Linked DNA regions of Mus musculus: region 2 is linked to region 1. Evidence: chromatin loops called from intact Hi-C (ENCODE). Cell type or tissue: heart. All regions are shown on one strand. Each heading gives the region's core, and the rest is flanking DNA. Links, peaks and the distances in the headings are about the cores only.

Region 1 (10,074 bases), core at 1,213-9,212:
TCCTTAGGTTTTGGGTCTTGAACTGAATACAAAGAGAGACACCCACTCATCTCCTGCTTCTGGCCTATGGGTACAATGTGACCAGCTGCCTTCAGTTCCTGCTTCTGGCCTATGGGTACAATGTGACCAGCTGCCTTCAGCTCCTGCTTCTGGACTATGGGTACAATGTGACCAGCTGCCTCTTCTTTCTGGGTCCATGACTTCTCCACCAAGACCCACTGCACCCTAAAAGCCAAAATAAACCTTTGTCCTTAAATTGCTTTTGTTGGGTCTTTTTGTTTGTTTGCTGTATTTTTCAAAACAGGGTTTCTCTGGCTGTCTTGGAACTAGACCCGTGACAAGGCTGGCCTGGAACTCACAGGGATTCTCCTGCCTCTGTCTCTATCTCTACCTCCTGAGTGCTGGGATTTAAGGTGTGCCCAGCCATATGAGTAGTTTTTAAGCAATTATTAAGTGTCCACTAGATCATCATGGAACTTCTATGGTTCTCACAAGAGCTATTACAAGATATATATTTGGGGCTAGAGAGATGCCTCAGTGGTTAAGAGCACTAGCTGCCCTTCCAGAGAACCAAGGATTCAGTTCCCAGAACCCACATGGCATTTAAAAGCCATCTATAACTCCTGTTTCAGGGGATCCAGAACCTTCTGGCCTCTGCAGGCACCAGGCATGAGATATATGCCTCAACACATGTTTTCTTTTCTTTAAAACACACACGCGTGCGCGCGCGCGCGCACACACACACACACACACACACACACACACACACACACACACACAGAGTCTCTGTCCATTGCTCCTAGCACAAAGCTCTGAAGGCTTATCCTTTCTTGGATGGCATTGGTGACAGTATTTCTCTCCTGCCACTTGGGAATTTTCTGGGTTCTATAAATGTCTTTTCTTCTAAGGAGTCTTGCAGTCTCAGGAGCTGCTCTCCAGAGAGTCCAGGCCGTGATTGGAAGTTGGGACTTTCAGTTGCAGCTGGAAACACAGGCAATAATGAAGCCTGTAATGGCAGTGAAGGCTCTCTGAGAAATCCCTGGACAGTGAGCACGGGAGAGTTCCAGGGGATGCTGCAGGCCTAAAGTCAACAAAGGCATGCACATTCACCATCGCTTTCTTTGTACTTAGCTCTACACACCTTTTCCACCGGAGTTCATCTGTGTTCTTGATGTGTGGTCTTGAGAGTCCCTTATAACCCTTGCCCCCACCCTTTAATCCCTTTAAACAGACACATGCGGATGCTTGCCTGAGTTTGTGATCACGCCTCAGAAGGGGTCAGCTTATAGACCAGCTGGTAGACATTCTGGAAGTGAGTCTCCTATTGGTATCTGAAGGAGGGCACAATTTTATAATACTGAGCCTTTAACTTATAGGACCTGACTTCATTCCTGGTAGACAGTGTCAGAAAAGAATTTTAACTGCAGTGCCCTAGCTGGTGCTGGAGAACTGGTTATTGTGGAAAATCCCAACATGTGGTCAAAGACTGTGAGTAGAGTATTGTTTTTCTCTTTTACGTAAAACAAATTATCTCTGTTTTACAAGTTAACAAAGCAAAAACAGGCTGTAGAGCTGGTCCATCAGTCAAGGACATTGCTCTCCCAGTGAACCCAGTTCCCAGCACCCACATGGTAGCTCACAACTGTTTGGAACTCCAGTTCTGAGAATCAACACCTCTTCTAGCCTTTAAAGGTACTACACATAGTACAGGCAAGACACCCATGTAAATAAATAAAAAAAAAATAACAGAAAAGCAAAAACCATGGCTCAAAAAAAAAGCACATGGCCCAAGGTGACAGCGCTTGTTTATGAAGGGACACTGCCTGTCTACTTCATTAGATAGTCAAGTCTGACAGCAGAATTCTAGTGGGGTGGCAAACACTAAGCAGGGACCCCAACCCTTCGGAGGCAGACCTGTCCCCTCAATCATCACTTCTAACATCTGTGGCGATGTAGACTTTTGCCATGTGACTATCAGAAATTCAGTTGTCTCATAGTTTTTGTTTGTTTGGTTTTTTCGAGACGGTTTCTCTGTGTAGCCCTGGCTGTCCTGGAACTCACTTTGTAGACCAGGCTGGCCTCGAACTCAGAAATTTGCCTGCCTCTGCCTCCCAAGTGCTGGGATTAAAGGCGTGCACCACCACTGCCTGGCCAGTTATCTCATAGTTTATCTCAGCCTTAACACACTTGTTCTTGAGAAGCCCTTTATTGTGCATACGAGCAACTGCACTTTTACATTATTATTACTATCATTAACAGTATTATAGAATAATACTGTTAATGATAGTAATAATAATAATAATAGGGGTGATGGGGTCTTGCATATGCTGAACCCATGATTTCCTAGTTAGCTACAACCTAGCCCCAGGAATCTTATAATTAAAATTTAGTAGCACCCCCACCCTCCCTTCATTTTCAAGATGTAGACTTACACTGGCCCTTTACCACAGCTAGTGAGCTCAGCGGGCCAGGCTCACTATGCTCCTGAAGGGCTGAGTATCGGTGAGGTGCAGCCACATTGCACTGGCTCCCTGCCCTGGATCCAACTACATAGGTAAGCATCTAGCTCTCTGATTTGATTGGTCACTGTGGTCAACGGTGAAGTGGAAAATGCTGGGCTGTTTGATCAGACAAGGAAGAGTTGGTGGGGTTCAAAGGCCCAGATAAGGTTGTCTTGTAAGCAGTCACAGCAAAGAGGAAGCTCTGTCAGAAACAAAGAATGCTTCCAAGGGCAGATTGCAGGCAAGAGGGGGCCAGAGCTGGCAGCTAACTCACTTCCTCCAGGAGGCCCGGCAAGAGTGAGCTGCACAGATGAAGTTCTTTCTTCTCGGAACATGAAACACAGCAGGGCAAGCCAGGCATGTTAGGAGTCATGTGGAGGTCTCAGGGCCATTCAAACTTACTGGAGCAAACAGCTCTACACAGAGTAGGTAAGTGTCACCTGGGCTGGGCCCAAGGCAGAAGTGGGAGAAGCTGCTTCCAAAGAGCTTGGGCTCTGAGCCTGGATAATGCAGAAGCTACAAGTTGTGCAGTCTTTCTTACACCTACACTTGATCCAAAGCGAACCCTCAGTGATCCAGCCCACGATGTTCCCTGAAGGGCGACCTAGGGCCTTGACCCCTCCCACTTTCCAGACCATCTCTGGACACTATTTCTTCCTCTGATGTCACGTCTGGTCCCAGATCAGCAAATTAGACACCTTTGTTTCCCAAGAGCTGCCATTCTTAAGTCTTCTTCAGGAAAAAAGAAGAAGAAGGAGGAGGAGGAGGAGGAGGAGGAGGAGGAGGAGGAGGATGAGGAGGGTGGGTAGGGGATGGGGGGTGGGGGAACACTTCCTAGAAGTCTAGTTCAATGCTATTTCCAACTAGATTGGATTGTCAGAAATGAGCCGCCCACCCTTGAAAAGCACACTGGGGAAAAGGCTGCCCAAACGCAGTAGGTGCACCCTGCCTGAAGTCTAGGTGAAAGTCTCCCAGGGCAAGGGGAAGCTCACACAGTCCCTGTCAAGACATCAATGACGTTTTGCCAGGACAGATCCAGACTGGTTCTGAAAGCCCAGCTGTTGTCCTGCTCCTGCCTACAAGGGGAGACACAGACACCTCCCTCCCCAGACTGGCACCATTAATTAAGTGGTGGCTCTGAGAAAAACAGCAAGTGAAATCCAGGAAAGCGGCTCAGCATGAACTCCCGCTGGGGCCCACAGTCTTACTCATCCCGGTCCCAGATGGATCTTAGAGGCGCGGGTCTAGGGGAGAAAACCAAGCGCCTGTAGACATTTGCTGTCCTCCGTGTCCTGGCTCCTCCTCACCCTGCCTTCCTGTTTGCCCTGGTAAGGGAAAACTGCTGGAGTTAGAGAAGCTTCCAGAAGGTGCATGTTTCTTATGGTTTTTCCTTGACTGTTCCATTTCTGGCTGGAGAAGAGTTAGGCCTTGTGCCTTCTGGGTAAGTATTCTACCACGAAGCATCATCTTCTGTCCCCAGAGCTCATGTTTTGCTTTCCTTGTGCCTCCCAGACACAGAGCCGCCTCTCTGATTGGCTACTGGGCAGACGCGGAGGCAGCTCAAAGCACCCAGACATGCCTAGCCTTGCTACCCATTGGAAGGCCAGATTATTCTACAAATGTAGGGCTTCAGTGGAAAGTTTAATCCATCCCCCCACTCCCCACACACACACACACACACACACACACACACACACACACACACACACTCCTAAGAACTAGACCTGCAGTAGGCAAACACTCTACCACCAAGCCACATCCTCAGCTTTTGGAAACTTGCTTTGGGATGAAGAATTAAGTCCTCCAGTGATTTTTTTTTTTTTTTTTACATATTCCCATAATTCTTCTCTTCTTTTTCGTGCCTTTCAATCATAGCATTACTGCCCCGATTAACAGGAAAGCCACCTGCCAGCTAATACCAGGGCCTGGAAACGATTTATCTTTGTACATTCATCTCCTTTAGCTGAGGAAGGGTGCCTCCCTACCTCCCCAGTTGACTACAGGGTCTGCAACCCACGGAGAGTAAGGTGAGTGAGGCCCCAGCCCTTCTGGTATGATCCTAAACAAGCAAGGCCAGGCCCCCAGCAGTAGGCCTTATTCAAAGCTGACCCCAGCAAAGGGCTGGAGGCCAAGTCTCAGCCTTAGTGGTCCCCTGGCACCCAAGGGCTGAGAGAGGTCTCCCAGGGCAGTCCATTTCCTGCTTCTAGAAACTTGGCCTGGGGCCTTTCCCAGCAAGGACCCGCCTTTCCTCTCCTCCCGCCCTCGGGGCGGATCTAGCCTCGCCACCCAGGGCGGGCTGCAGCTTGTGGCCCGGGGCAGCGGGCTTCCAAGGCGCCCAGCTACCCCGCGGGGTGACATTGGCCCTCCCTTCTCCCTCGGCCTCATGACTTCTGGTAAAGGCCCCGTTAGTCCCCACCCACCTCCCACCTCCGCCCTCCGCCGCAGCCGGACTGGTGAGGACCGCGCCTCCCCGGGAGGCTGTGCTCTCCCCCGCCCCTGGCAGCAAGCTGCGCTTCGGAAACTGTTGACTCAGAGGGTGGCCTGGCGGCCAGCGTCTGATGTCAGCCTGGAGCCCGGCCGCGCCGGGGAAGCCAAGGAGATGCACGGTGCGGGTGCGGGCGCCCGGCCCGGTGGGCGCCGTAGGGACGGCGCTGCAGCGAAGCTGGCGGGCTGCGGCTGCCGGGGCGCCCGTGACTCACGATGCGTCACGGAGCAGATGCCCGCAGCGGCTCGAGGCTCCCGGCTGCTGCTGACTCATCAGAAAGCTGTGCGCGGCCCGGGTGGCTTTGGGGCGCCCGGAGCCGGAAAACCCCCATGAAAAGGCTGGGGCGCGGGCGGGCACTGCAGCGGGGAGCCGCATGGCTGGCAGCTGCTCGAGCCACCTGCAGCGCAGCCTTCTGCGAGCGACCAAGACACACACAGAGACAGATGGACAAAACTGTTCCTAGGTGTCCACTGGCTGGGGTGTTACCCAAGGTCGCTGGTGTTTGGTCCCGTCTTTAGACTTGAAGGTCTGTTTGGGAAGAGCAGAGCAGCAGCACACCGGGGACTGGATCCGTGCCTTCCTGGCCTCACTCTTACCCTAGCCCTCTCTAGGGAAGCCACACTGCGGCTGTGGACACCACTTGCTGGCTCAGAGCCTGGCTCCAGATCTTTCCTGTCAATGATGGCTGGCCACAAGGCCCTGTGGCACTCAGGAAATGCAGCCAGGGGTCAGAGAATTCTCAGAAAAGGGTGTGGATCTGGAGGGATTGTCTGTGTGGTGTCCACCCTGTCCTAAACTGGGACAAATGCTCTAAAGATACTTGAGGAGCCTCAATGCAAGGCTTTCCACCCCAGATAGGGCAATACTGCAAGATGAAATAGGATTTCATAGGCATGCACATACAGGATAACCTGCACCCGAAGTAGTCATGGGAAGGGGCGGAGGTCTGTGTGGAACACAGCCGCAGAAACCCTGGTGGGCTGGCGTTAAGGTGGGGGCTTTGGTAGAAATGTGGACAGGTGGAGGAAAGGCATTCCAAACACCTAAACGCCCTAGGAAACGGGAGGGTAAATTTTAGAATCAGCAAGCAGTCCCTTTTGCTCGGAACCCCAGAGCATTAGCTGCTCCAGCCTAGCAGCATAGATGTGGCACTTAGAATCACCACGGTGCCCCAGAAGGACCTGGAGCAAACTCCAGTCTGCCCACTGCCCCTGGCAGGTAGTCACGTGCATTCCCAGATGGGTCCCTTCCAAGAACCCCACGTCCTGCTCAGCCACGGCTGCAGGAACCTCAGCTTTGGATGTCTTTTTATGACTTGGCGCCGAGTGCAGATCGCAGATCGATCCTTTTTAGTCCATACTTCACACTTTTCCTGTTCTGTCCTTCAGTCACTGTACTGACCTACACCATCAGGTCTCAACTGACAGCACTTTGGAATTATTTAGAGGTGCTTTGGAAACTGTACAGGTGTGGCATGAGACTTCCCTCCTGAAAATATGGTCTCACGGACCCACTGATTGAGGTGAGTCACCACCAAGTCGGTGTCAGCCGGGAACTTAGAGCTGGATCTCCTGGCCTTCGGAGTCCTCATCTCTGGTAAGACGGTATGGGAGCTAGGAGGCCGACAGGAACATTTGGACTCCCCGTGACTTATGTTTTTGCCAGGCATGCGCCCTGCTGCTGAAGCCAAAGGTTCTAACAGGAAGGCACCTAAGATAGCCTTCTGGCGGTGATAAACTGTGAACCTCCCTGGGGGGTTAACCCCCTATGACAATGGCAGTCAAGTCACACCCCCATGCATTCTTAGGCACCAGGTACAGAGGGTGGGAGCTGGGAATCTTGCGGTAAATTCTCCATCAGTGTTCAGCACAGGGTTGGACAATTTTCCCTTGATCCTGATTTACTAGTAACTTTGAAATTTTAGAGGCTTCCCCGAGTTTACCCCACTTCCTGTCCACTGGGCTAAAGATATCACCGTATTTAAATGTGGCTTAATTAGGCTGCTCTGCTGCAAGGCAGAGGACACTGGTTACTAAGTGTGAAGGCTCAAGCACTACAGGAAGAACTGCTTGACATATTGAAAGGACTCATGGTCTGCAAACGGAGAAAGTTCCTCATGTGCCCCAGATCTGGTCACAACCAAGCAGTGTGGTTTCCGTTTGTCAGCTTAAGAAACAGGCCCTAGGAGGGCACTAACCCTAGGAGGGCAGCAAATGGCCAAGCTGGAACTGGGACCAGCCAGTATTAAAACAAACAGGACAACTCAGTGACCTTTGGCTCTAAGGTCTTGGGACTTTTTGCTTTGCTGGTATAGGTCCCTAATCCCAAGGAGTTTGGTGTTGAACTCAAGAAAGCCTGTGATTGAAAAGCAGCTAGCACACAGTAGTTTTTTTTTCCCCTGAGGGATGAGAGAGGCAGGGAGGGTAGAGGGCAAGCGAACTGTCAAGGTCCTTGGGAAATGCCTTGTTATAGCTAGACTTCCTTGGAAGCTGATGGTAGGCATTCTGGCAATTGCACCCCCCCCCCCCCCCCCCGCCTCGCCCCGGGTCCGAAAACCTCTCGGTGTTTGGATTTGCAGGTCGGGGTAGATGGATGGGCGGGACAGTTCAGGTTCTCAAATTGTAGATTAGGAAATTGAGGGACTCAGCCCCCACCGTCAGATTTACTGCAATGCATGAAGTCCATCTAGTCCAGTGCAATAATTCTTACTCGTCTAGTGACTGTGGGCAGGACCTGTGGCCTGGCCCCCATCCCAGGCAAGGCTCTGAAGCGGGAAGAGGAACCAAAAGCTAAGCTCGTTCTTGGAGAATGCACGCGGGGACGCAGAGCTGGGAGCTGGGGCGCCCGTTTCCCCTCCCCGAGGAACGCGAACTGCCCCAGGTGCCCCAAAGCTCAACCTCCCCCACCCGTCCCTGGCGCGCCCTGAGTCTCGGCGGTCACGTCTCCCCATCCGGCTCCAAAGTGCGAGCCAGATGCAGCCCGGCCAGCGGGTGGGAAGGCTGCGCCAGGGGCAGGCACGGGAGTGGTCCCCAGCCCTGCCGTGCCCCAGTCGGCAGGGGCGAGGTCGCCGCGAGGCAGGCAACGCCCCAGCAGGGCGCTCCTGGGGCACCAGGGCGGGGAGGGGCGGGGCTGGGGAAGCCTCCAGGCCGCGCCCCCGAGCGCCGCGGGGCCCCTGTTGCTGGGGAGAAAAGCGCGCCCGGCCCCGCCCCGAGCCCGCGGGCGCAGCGCCCTCTGCTGGTAAGGCCTCAGAACTACGCAGATACCCTGTCGACCTAAACTGGGGAGAAGGGTCACCATCATCTTAGGGAAAAAGGAAGAAAATAACTAGATTAAAAAATGAGCCGTGCGCGTTACAGGACATTTTGAAAGGTGACGAAGTTATGCCTATTTTTTTCTAGAAAAAGCTCTCTGCAAATTTATATGTATGTTTTTGTTTTTATACAGGGTCTTATATAGCCCAGGCTGGCCTTGAACTCTGGATCCTCCTTGCCTGAGCATCTGAGCTCTGTGATTACAGGTATTTGCCATCGGACACTCCTAGATGATTGGTTTAGGAAAAATCCAGAGACGTTTTTAGTCATGTGGATGCTCAAAAAACATTTGTTTCTATAGAAATAGGATCAAGACTTACCCAGCTAGAATCACCATTTTTAAAATTGTATTATTTATTTATTTATTTATTTATTTTTACCATGCTAATGTTTCTATGTGGTTCCCTGGTTGTGAGCACCTACAAAGCTGACAGTAAAATGGCCCACTGACCAGCCAGGTTAACTAGAATCTGAGGTGGATGAGGATGGAGTACTGTTCATAGTGACCTACAGATGTCCTTCTCACAGCACTGTCTGGGACAATACCCAGAAATCAAACACGCCCCATTTCTACAGTAGAATGTATGACTGTTCACACTGAGTAGGACAAATACGTGCCAGCAACCAGCTGCATGTCAGTTCAGGGCAGATGGGTTTTTATAATAAAGAAGTCTTTTTTGTTTTCCAGAGTGTTTTTGTGGTTTGGACCTGCACTAACTTCCATGCTAACGGAGAGGCAGATGGAGTGAACAAGGCTTCCCCCAGCTGTTCAGCTTGCCTCTCGTGGTCTAGTGCTGGGCAGTTTGGTTGGAGTTTGGGAATGTGGACAGACTGCCTTCTCCACTCCCAGTTTGCCACTTTAAGGCCAGTAGACCAACCCAGGTTTCCTGGCCACCTGGATTCCCTTCAGGACTAACCTTAGCACTGGAACGTTTGCATGGACTTTTGAAGGAAAGCAGTGGCGTGACTTACTGACTGCTGGCTTGGGCAGAGCCTTCCAGCCCAGTCCCAGCTTGGCTTTGCCACATGCAGCTAAAACATCCCACATCTCCTGTAATGGGTTTTACCACCTTGTTCTCATATGCAGCCAGCAAGAATGGCGATATCTCAAATTGTTTAGGAGCCTCTGGGGCTTACCCAGCTCCCCCCACCCCCATCCCTGGCTCTGGGATTTTCATTCAGTTAATCTTATGACTATTCTGTGTGCCTTTCCTATCCACTCAAGGCGCCCTCTGCATTTAAACACCGTACATTAATCAACATATGGTTTTTCTTCTCAGTTCCCTTGTTAGGTATCATCTATACCTTACCCATCCTTAAAATTTGCTAGAGTTTGACAGGTATGTCTGATTCTTGTGTGCTAAGCCAAATGATTTCCCAACTTACCTCTTTAGATGCCTGCACATCTTCAGTGCTTCCTCAGCACACTCAAAGGTTGGAATTATAGCATCTCCGCAATGAAATCTCTGTATAAAGGTAAGTAGGATGTCTGAAAGCTCCTGTCATTCCAAACAAGTGCCATTCTGTCTGGGAATCCTGCAGTTAAGGAGATGCCGTGCAGGGAGGAGGGGTGTACCAAAGAGCCCACCACTCCCATCAACATGCCTCAATTGTCTCCTCAAAAGGGTGTGACTGGAGGTTAGGTGGCTCAGTAGTTAAGCACACACCGCTCTGGCAGGGGAATCCCAGCGCAGCCCCATCACTGAGACCAGGTGGCTCAGAACTACTTGCAACCACAGTGCTAGGGAATCCAACTTAAGCCCTCACAGGTACCACA
Region 2 (10,074 bases), core at 1,425-9,424, 390 kb before region 1:
TGTCATATTGAAATGTCCAAAAGCTGGGACATGCTTGATAGATAGAGAGGACTAGGGAGATAGCTCAGCTGGAAGAGTGCTTGCCTAGATACACAAGAAAATCCTGGGTTTGCATAAGGAAAACTTAGATGTAGTAACTTACGCCTATAAATCTCCTGGGAGGAGGCTAGAGGAAATAAAGGCAAGGTCATTCTTGGCTACAAAGTAAGTTTGAGACTGGAATACTCCAGAGACAGAAGCAAAAGTATAAAATGTTAAAGGCCGGCCTGAAAGTCATACATACTGATACTCTGTCTCAAAACAGGGTACTTAGAGGCCCCACGTGCGATTAATCCAAGGACTCAGAAGGCAGAGTCAGGGGGATCTCTGTGAGTTTCAAGGCAGCCAAGGCTTGAGACCTTGTCTCAGGAAAAAAAAAAAAAAAAGGGAGGGGAGCCACTGCTTATCCCTTTAGAGCCTATTCTGTAAGTAACCATAACGGCTAAGGAACCCCTCCCATCCCACCTGCTCACGCCCAACGTACTGCAGCAGGCCCTGCCTATACATTTTTTTCACTAGTGTGTCCCTGCCCAGGTCTATGACTCAGTAACAAACTTCTTGAGCTGTAAGCCAATCTATCCATTTGTCTTTTCAACTTCTTGTTTTCCTATTCTACAATTTTCAATCTCTCCTTTAAGCAACTACCTTTAATCCATTTATTACACGTGATTTCTCCTTTTCTTCACAATGTTTCTAGTATTTCTAGATAAGAATCTCAGTCATCAATGAGATTTCCTGGGAATTATATAGCATTCTAATGTAACTCACTGCCTAAAACTTGGGTATTATTATTTGGGGACATAGACTACTAACATTTCAGGCAGTTTTAATCTCTACCCACCACCACCTTTGTCCATCCCTCACGGCTCCTAGGAGCACAAAGACATAAAACCAACAGTCCTAAAAATGTTTACGCTTAGCTTGTTACACGTAGCCAATCCCTAATTCTTGGCACAAGTACTCCAATGGACCATTTTAACTGCATTGTCCTAAATGGAATAAGAATAGCTACCTGTGGGGCTGGTGAGATGGCTCAGTGGGTAAGAGCACCCGACTGCTCTTCCGAAGGTCCGGAGTTCAAATCCCAGCAACCACATGGTGGCTCACAACCATCCGTAACGAGATCTGACTCCCTCTTCTGGAGTGTCTGAAGACAGCTACAGTGTACTTACATATAATAAATAAATAAATCTTTAAAAAAAAAAAAGAATAGCTACCTGTGGTCTTCAGATAACTTGAAATCTGTCTACTCACCAACTTCAATTTGAACTAGCTTTCAATGATCATGTTTTGAGACTAACTTAGCCTGGTTTTTTCATGAAAGTCACTTCTGTTCTTTAGTCTAATCTGTACTGAAGATAACCCCAACCCAGGTGTCTCCACCTCACATAGTTGACGTTTTGAATTATGATTCCAGGCTGTGGGCACAGTCCTGTTCTTTACAGAGAGTCTCAGAGTCTCTGGCCTAGAGCCACTAGAGGCCAGGAGCAATGTCCTAGCTCAGAGAGTCCAAGTGAGAGGTAGAGCCCGTGCTCAGCTGCCTGCAGGCTGGGGACTCACTGCTAAGCTCTAACATGTAGAAATGAAAATGTCTGCACATACTGCCAGGCTGGAAAGCTAAAACTGCTGTCAGCTGAAATGGCAGGCTTAAGACTAAGAGTCTAGAGTTTTGTTTGTTCAAGACAGGGTCTCACTGAGTCAAGTATCCTGGAACCCAAAATTAGAGTAGGCTGGCCTCAAAGCTGCTGTGATCAGGCCTCACTCCCAGGACTGCTGGCCAGGAGCCTCGGTGCCCATACTGTTTTCCATTAAATACTAGAGATATTTTCAGGGGCTGGATGGAGATGGAGCTCAGGGGTCTGGCACTTACCTCGCTCACATTCTCAAGTGCCTGGGGTCAAGTCTCCCACCCTGGAGAAGGGAAGGGGAGGAAGATCGTGGGAGAGGGCACTCTAGGACAACTTGGGTTCTTGCAATTTTTTTGCATGAATACCACACAGTCATATAAAAACAATCAAAAGTAGCCATTGCTTCATAATATTTTCCAGACTAATATTTGTGGTTTTCTCATTCACTATCTCAACTGCTCTTCCCTGACCTTGAGACAAGCACTCAGCCTACCAGTTTCAAATTCCTGCCTATTCTATCTTGTACCTTTTCAGCCCCCGGAGAGAGAAGCTATCAGAGAACCCTGGTGGCATGACCAACAAGCCTAATCACACCTGATTACACAACACATTACACTGCAAAAGCCACACTCTCAGGAATCCTGTGCACGATGAGAACTGCTTTGTATTAATACCCTAAGGAGTATTTTGAGAACAAGTTATGTCATATCCACATCCCTTTTTGTAAAAGGCCGAGCACTAGGGAGAGGTTAAGAAAGTCAATTCTCAGACCAAGAAAAAAAAAAGGTGTTGGGCATAAGCTGTCAAACTCCAGAATACCAAAGTCTGCTGACTGAATACACTTCCAATAATTTTGCTCTTTAAAGGTGAAATCAACTCACCACAAAGAAAGTACATGCCACATATACATATGGACTGTATAAAATCTTGTTGGGGTCCTGGTGCCCAGGTTCAGCAAGCGTATGATCTCCTAATGACCTCAGTTTGTTCCCTGGAACCCACAGCAGAAATGGAGAACAGAGTCCTGTGAGCCTCCACACACATCCTGTGGCGCTCACTCTTACACACACATCATAAGCATTTAAAAATATTTTTTGGTGAACCAGATAAGATGGTTCACTGGGTAAAGATCCTTGCCTGACAAGATTCCCAGAACCCAAACTGTAAGGGCAGGTGTTCCTCTGACCTCACTCCACCACTGTGCTGTGTGGCGCACTCACATACACACATATTTTTAAATGGCTTTGAAAATGTTAAATAGAACTGGTTTGTTATATATTACACAGAATATGTAATTAGCAAATAAATTTCTAGCAATGAGTAAAAACACTGCACTTCTGGGACAGGTGTGCGTGCTAAGGCTGAGGTGCCTGTAGTCCAACCAAACCAAGTGGGAAAGGGTCCAGGCGGCGGTACCCCACCCACCGTGCATGTTTCAACTGTAGCTCACAGTCCATCTCTGGTTCCATTCTGTAAATCCCTTCAGCTCACTGTGAGGAGAATGACCTACAACTTCTCACTTCTCAGGCGTTCTCCAAGGCGGTACTTCCAGATTTCCCTTTAGTCCTTGGGCTTCAACAGGAACTAACACAAATTCACTGGGAGGCTGGGGAATGGCTCTGTAGGTAAAGTACTACCTACGAACCATGGGGGTCCAAATTCCATTTCCAGAAGCAACATTTAAATAAAAATGGACTCTTCTGCCACAAACCAACTACCTCAGGCCATGAACTCTACAGCTAAGCATCACAGTAACAGGTCTCCGGTCTTACCTAATGCACTTCCCTAGTTTTACTTATCTACCACCTTAACAATCATATTTTAAGTGAAAGTCACTTGTCTTTTCCCTTACTTCATAAAACACTCGTGCCAGGGGCCTAAAAAGATGGCGCAGCAGTTAACAACACTTGCTGCTTTTGCTGAGGTTGTGGGTCCATTTCATCACCCGTATCCAGCAGCTCACAGTATTCAATCTCCAATCCGGGGATCTGACACCCTATTCTGACCTCCTCCTACACCAGCTGCACACATGGTACTGATGGATACATGCAGGCACTCACATATACACATAAAATAAAAACAAACTAAGGACTCAGCCCAAGCGTTGCTGCACACGTCCATAATCCCAGCAACCAGGAGGCTAAGGCAAGAAGATTGTCAATCAACCCAGCCTGGGCAACAGAGACACTGTCTGCCCGTCTACTTATCTAGATAGACAGACACAGATACACACACACAAAGTGTGCACTCCGACAACAAAGTCACAAGCAAGTACCTAAATATTCTTAATACAGTACATGGGCTTTAGGAAAAGCTGAGACTCGGAAAATAACAGATTTTTAAAAAGATCCTGTGTGTAAATTTCTCAAACACCTGAAGTTTAAAAACAAAAAAACACTAAGTGAGGCAGTGGTGGGGCCCGCCTTTGATCCCAGCACTTGGGAGGCAGAGGCAGGCGGATTTCTGTGCTCGAGGCCAGCCTGGTCTACAGAGTGAGTTCCAGGGCAGCCAGGACTACAGAGAAACCCTGTCTCAAAAAACAAAAACAAAAAACTAAGAAGTGATTCAAAAGGTCCAACACACACAGGAGATATAGGACAGTTAGTAAAGTATCTGTCTGGAAGCAGGAAGCCCTGGATTCTATTCCCCAGGTAAACTGGGTGTGGTGGCTCAGGCCTGTAATCACTGAACTGGGGAGGTAGAGGCAGTAGGGTAGGAAGTGCAAGGTCATTATCCTACAGATACGTAGTGAATTCTAGGCCAGCCAGGATTCTGCCTACATAAGTAAATAATAAATAGAAGATTGGTAGCACAAAGACTAAGATCTTGGCATGCACTCTCAATAAATACACTAAAATTCTTGGTACATAAAGTTAGGACCACCACAAAAAGCATGCCCTACTTCTCTGGTGCAAATTTCAAAGTTACAAGCAAAATGACTCAAACATGACCAACACACTTCTCTAAATGGCAGTAGAGCTTTCCTCCCCACTAATCTGATTCTAAGATTTACACCCCCCCCCCAAGCCTTCTGTTGAAGTTGTAAGCATCTCTAATGAAAGTAAGTCAGAGTAAGGATCCTATAACAAAATGTTTAAATTAAAAAATTGTTAACTATAAGACAACTCCAAGTAGTTGATTTTTTTTTTTTTTTTTTGGTTTTTCGAGACAGGGTTTCTCTGTATAGCCCTGGCTGTCCTGGAGCTCACTTTGTAGACCAGGCTGGCCTCGAACTCAGAAATCCGCCTGCCTCTGCCTCCCGAGTGCTGGGATTAAAGGCGTGCGCCACCACGCCCGGCTCGTAGTTGATCTTTTCAACAGGCATTTTGAGTTTTACAAACATGTATTTAAACAATAGGCTACAGTAAAGATTAGACAAATCCCCACCCCAAGCCAGAAACTAGACTGCCAGCCCAGGATCTAAAAGCTGCCAGACCAAGGTAAAGGTAACACTCACACATTAGAGGCCAAGCTAGGTCTCTTCCTCTCTCCGGGAAGAGCATGACAAACTGGGCGTCACACAACGTAAGTCACCCGGTCACTTAGCAAAAATTACACCTTGAATCTAAACTTGATGGCCTTCCACACGCAAAAGAAATATGGGCCAGCAGCGACGTATGCGGGGAGAAGGAAGCTTAAAACGATCCACTTTCCGACCTGTAAACATTTGGCCCATCATTAGATGTGAGTCCTAGATCTCAAGACATGCTTTAATGGAGGCCTCCCTCAACCTCCGAGTCTGTTTTGCAACAGTACAGGGACTTTTTTTCCTGCTTTATCTTAGGTCCCAGTGAGCATGTGGCCCTGCAACTCAATTCAATATCCTAAAGTGGTAAGACACAGTGGCAGAGCGAAGGGGAAAAAAATCCAAATCAAAACAGCCTTAAGAGATTTTTCAAATATTTTAAATCAAAATTCCTCCTCTGCCCGTAACAAACCCAACCCAGAAATTCACAGCGCGTTAAGCAGCACTGCGAACTGCAAACCGAAGAATTTTCCTTTGACACTCCACTCACGGTTTTCAGCTGTCAAATTACAACTCCAGAAAACACTATCATTAGAATAAAAAAGGAAACAAAAAGGCTCTCACCGCAGGGGCCCAGGAGCAGTTTGGCAGTACCAAGGCGAAGGAAGGAGAGCAAAGGGAATCCAATCCACTTCCCCAACCCCCGCCTGACTTCATTCCCCTCCCGGGGCAGTCAACCTCACTGCAGGGGCTCAAATCTAATAATAATAACAATAATCATGGCGCTCCCTCCCTCCTCCCCCTCCCAACCCGCGGTCTGCCGGGAATCTCTCCCCCACCCCCACCCCGCCTCCCCGGGGAAACCCAGCCCCCGGGACACGACTCGCGGGAGCCCCCGAACCCGCCGCTCCTCTTCCCTCTCTTTTCCACCTCCACCATCCCCCATCCGCATTGTCTGTCTCAATTCAACTTTGACTAATATGGATTCCTCGGGCCTGGGCCGGGAGCCCCCGGCTCCGCCGAGTTCAACGAGGCTCCTCGCGGGAGGGGGAGGGGGCAGCGCGCCGGGCCGTCTACACCGCAGCCGCGTCCACACCGCGCCGGCCCCCGCCCCGCGGCCCGAGGCTCCCAAGTTTGGCCCACACCGGGCCTACAGGGGGCGGTAGGGCCCCCGGCGCGGCCGTGGGGGAGGGGAAAAAGGAGGGAGGTGCCCCTCCCCCGCCCCATTACCTGTCATTGAGCTGGTCCTCGGTGCCCGGCAGCGGGTGGACCACGAAATGGATGGACGTCATGGTACCGCCTGCGCGCCCCGCTCCCGGGAACGAGCCGCTCCCGCTGTCGTCCGGCCCCCCGATCCCCTTCCCGTCCCCGGATCCCACGGCCGCCGCCACCGCCTCCTCCTCCCGGTCCCCAAACGGAGGGCCGCGAGCGCGCAGGGACCGCCGCCTCCCCGCCGAGCGTGTGTCCGCGGCCCGGCGGCCCGGCGCGGCGGGCGGGAGGGCGGATCAACGCGCCGCCCGCTCGGCCGGCCACGGCGCGCACGGACGAGGGCAGCCCGGAGCGCGGCGAGCGGCGGGTGGAGAGGTGCCGGGGCGGACGCGGCGGACGCGGGGAGCGGGGAGGGACAGCAGCCCGCAGCGCGCGTCACTGGCGACGAACCGCCGCCGCCAGCGCCGCCGCCGCCATCTTCACTTCTGCCCCAGTTTCTCCGTCTCGCAGCCTGGGCGCCGATCGGCGGGGGAGGGGCGGAGGGCGGGGCCGCGGGGGCGGGGCTCTGCGCGCGGGGCGGGGCTCCGGGAAACGGGCGGCCGGGCCCCAGCGATTGGGCCGCTTAACGTTGTCGGGCCACGGTGCTGTAAGGTGCTCGCCTATTGGCGCGCTGGGCCGCGAGCCCGGCCCCCCGGGGCGGGGCGGCGTGTTCCAGAGAGCACGTGCTCGGGAAGCCGGGCGAAAGGGCACGCGCGCCGGGTTTCTTTTCCTCCCGGATCCCTAATGGTTGTGCATATGCGAATGGCTTGTTGTTGTTTCTCGTCCTCCAGCCGCATTTATACTTAAGAGAAATGTACCCCGAGGAACCAGAGATGCTCCGCTTCCTACGGCAGGCAGTTACGTAAGAGCCTTATCAAAACCTGATAGTAGGATCTTGGAAGTGACTGTGTAGCAGCTTTCATCAGCACTACCATCGTGCAACGTGGAAATTTCCACTTTTTAGTTATTCGTGTGGTTTTTATATGGGGGTGGTTGTGTGTGTGTATACTTTAATGAAAGATGATATGCATCTGTTGTAGGGAGATTTCTTGTGACCTGGGGTATCAGAACTACAACTTATGAAATTCTTCCTCCTCCGCGTACCCTCACTCCCGAACCGGTACAGTTTCCCTCTTAAAGTTTTCTGTGATCCTTTCGAAATATCGAATTCCGCTGAAAGCATGAAGCCTCTTCTCCAGTCTGTAACAGTCGTTCGTTAAATCGGGTATACAACATTAATGATTGCACAGCAGAGCAGTTTTCTTCTCTTCTTTAGTTTAGGAAGTTCTTTTGAGAATACATGAAAAATTAGATATCAAGATTTACTGGGTACACCATGAGACAGATAAGGAATAATTTTTAGTTGGCCATCAGCTCCAGTTTTCACCTAGATAAACTACAAAGTGTTCAAGGCTGGTCAATGATGCACACCTTTGTCCCAGCACTCAGAAGACAGAGGCAGACAGACATCTTAAGTTGTGGGCCAGCCTGATCTAAGAGTTCCAGGCCAGTTAGAACTACACAGTAAGACCTTGTGTCAGTCAATTAATAGTGAGTTAAGCCACTGAAAGCGCTGCATCCCATGACTACCAACCATCCTGTAATTGCTACTTTGATTTTTTTTTCCCCTCAAGTCCGTGTGATGGACACTGCTGGTTCTAGAGTCAGACAAAGTAGAATTTCAGTCCTGATTCTGCTACTTAACCAAGTGGCCTTAATTATTTACCCAGTTACAGCATTTTGTTATACACTGGGTCTAAATACTGTATGTCAAGCAAAAAGATGTGTCAGGCACACAGCAGTTCATACACATAATGAAAGATTTTTAACATATTGTGTGCACTGCTTTATACTGCCAATGGCTCCAAGTACAGTACACCTCACTCTAAGGCAAAGGATGTCCTGGCTAGCCCGGCAGTGGTGATCCACACCTTTAATCTCAATGCTCCAGGGAGGTAGGCAGAGATCTTTCTGTTCCAAGCCAGCCTGGTCTACACAGTGAGTTCAGGAAAGCTAGGAATACACACAGAGAAACCCTGTCTAGGAGAGGTGGAAAAAAGTCCTTGTTGCATAAGGATTCCAGAGCCCAAACACCTTAGTGCTGAGGCTCAGACAAAAAGCAGTTGTGACTCTGAGTCCGTTCACAATATAATAGCTCCCATCTAGTAGTTAATAATTTAGAAGTATGTAAAACCAATCCAAAAAGATAGGCATGATAAACGCAACGAGAGTGCAGTTAAAAGAGGGAATGGTTCCAGCCAAGAGAACTAAGAAAAGTCATAGGCAGAGAGAGCCTCAAGGATGCTCTGAGCATGTCGGCTTCAGATGCTCTTGACCAGGGCTCACACCGGGCCCCTCCGCTTTGCCATGTTTTTTTCTTCCAAACCTCCCTTCTCCACCTTCCTTTCCATTATGTGTCCAGCCTCATTTATCCACTCCTAGTTTTTTGTACCTAAAGTTCAGACTCTCTCCTCACTCAAAGCATGTAGTAGTAATCATATATTACATGAAGAAATAAGGTTGGGGGGTGGCAGTGTGGTGGTTTGAATAAAAATGCCCCACCCCGGCCAGGCAGTGGTGGCACACACTTTAATCCCAGCACTTGGGAAGCAGAGGCAGGTGAATTTCTGAGTTTGAGGCCAGCATGGTCTACAGAGTGAGTTAAAGGACAGACAGAGCTATCCAGAGAAACCCTTTTTCGGGGGGGGGGGGTACCCCACCCTTTGTCCTCTTCCTCTTCTTTCTCCTCCTCTTCCTCTTTTTCCTCTTCCTCCTCTTCTCCTTCTCTTCCTAATCCTTCTCCTTTGCCTCACCTCTCCTCTTCCTCTTCCTCCCCACCCTCATGTTCCTGAAGATCAGAATATTGAACTCTTGGCTACTTCTACAGCACCATGTCTATATTTGTGCTTCCATGTTCTCTGCCATGATGATAATGGTCTAAACCTCTGAAACTGTAAGCAATCTTCTGACCAAATGCTGTCTTTTATAAGAGTGGCCTTGGTCATGGTGTCTCTTCACAGAAGAAGAACAGAGACAATGACAGAAGTTGGTACCAGCAATGGGGTATTGCCTGACCATGCTGCTTGTTGGTAGAATGTGGACTTTGGAACTTCGGACTAGAAAAATGGTTGGATGTTTTAACAGGGCATAATGGGCCACTCTAGTAGCAACATGAAAGGCAGTGCTGAGGATGACTTGAACTGTGGGGGCCCAGATCAAGAAGTTTTAGAGAGGAATACTATTAGCATGTGGCCTATAGATCATAATTGTGATATTTTGGTGAAGAATGTTATGCTCTAGTCCATAAAATCTTCCTGAAGCTAAATTGAAGAGTTTTGGACTAGTGAAGTTGGCAGAGAGATTTCAATACTGCCTAGTATTGGCTGTGCTGTTACCACTCTTATGAATGTATGTAATGATAAAGGCTGGACAAGGGGAAATAACAAAATGTGCAGTTTGAGGAGAAAAAGGAGAACCAGGAAGTGCAATAGAGCCTAAGGCCAGGGCTTAAGGGATAAAAGGCTTTAAAGGAAAGCTTGATGCTAAATGGAATGAAGGAATAATGGCCTCATACCCCACCCAAGTAAGATTCCAACTTGTAAAAAGGAATTAAAGGGAACCTTGAGCAGTAAAGGAAACCATCAACAACAGAGAAGCTAATACAAATGTAACTCGGGCCAAGTTCCAGCCCCA

What was found. Peaks named below come from ENCODE experiments on the same cell type or tissue, not always from the same donor. Only the 100,000 strongest peaks of a DNase experiment are listed, where the experiment ranks them.
Region 2: it touches region 1 in a loop (2.7-fold over the local background); 3 of 42 quality-filtered maps call a loop at or near these places.

What each region holds. Positions count from the first base shown.
Region 1 is chr15:38,465,718-38,475,791 of GRCm38, forward strand. Gm41308 (a long non-coding RNA gene) reads left to right here and starts at 7,511. Exons shown (of 2, transcript XR_001781662.1): 1 at 7,511-9,773. In heart, for the core only: a CTCF peak has its summit at 5,044; DNase peaks (open chromatin) are centred at 4,874, 5,604, 7,144, 8,004 and 4 weaker places; H3K4me3 peaks cover 3,187 bases; H3K27ac peaks cover 5,674 bases.
Region 2 is chr15:38,072,001-38,082,074 of GRCm38, forward strand. Ubr5 (ubiquitin protein ligase E3 component n-recognin 5) reads right to left here and starts at 6,854. Exons shown (of 59, transcript NM_001112721.2): 1 at 6,364-6,854. The coding sequence starts at 6,425. In heart, for the core only: a CTCF peak has its summit at 6,288 (motif pointing right); DNase peaks (open chromatin) are centred at 2,251, 5,131, 6,311 and 7,011; H3K4me3 peaks cover 4,290 bases; H3K27ac peaks cover 2,837 bases.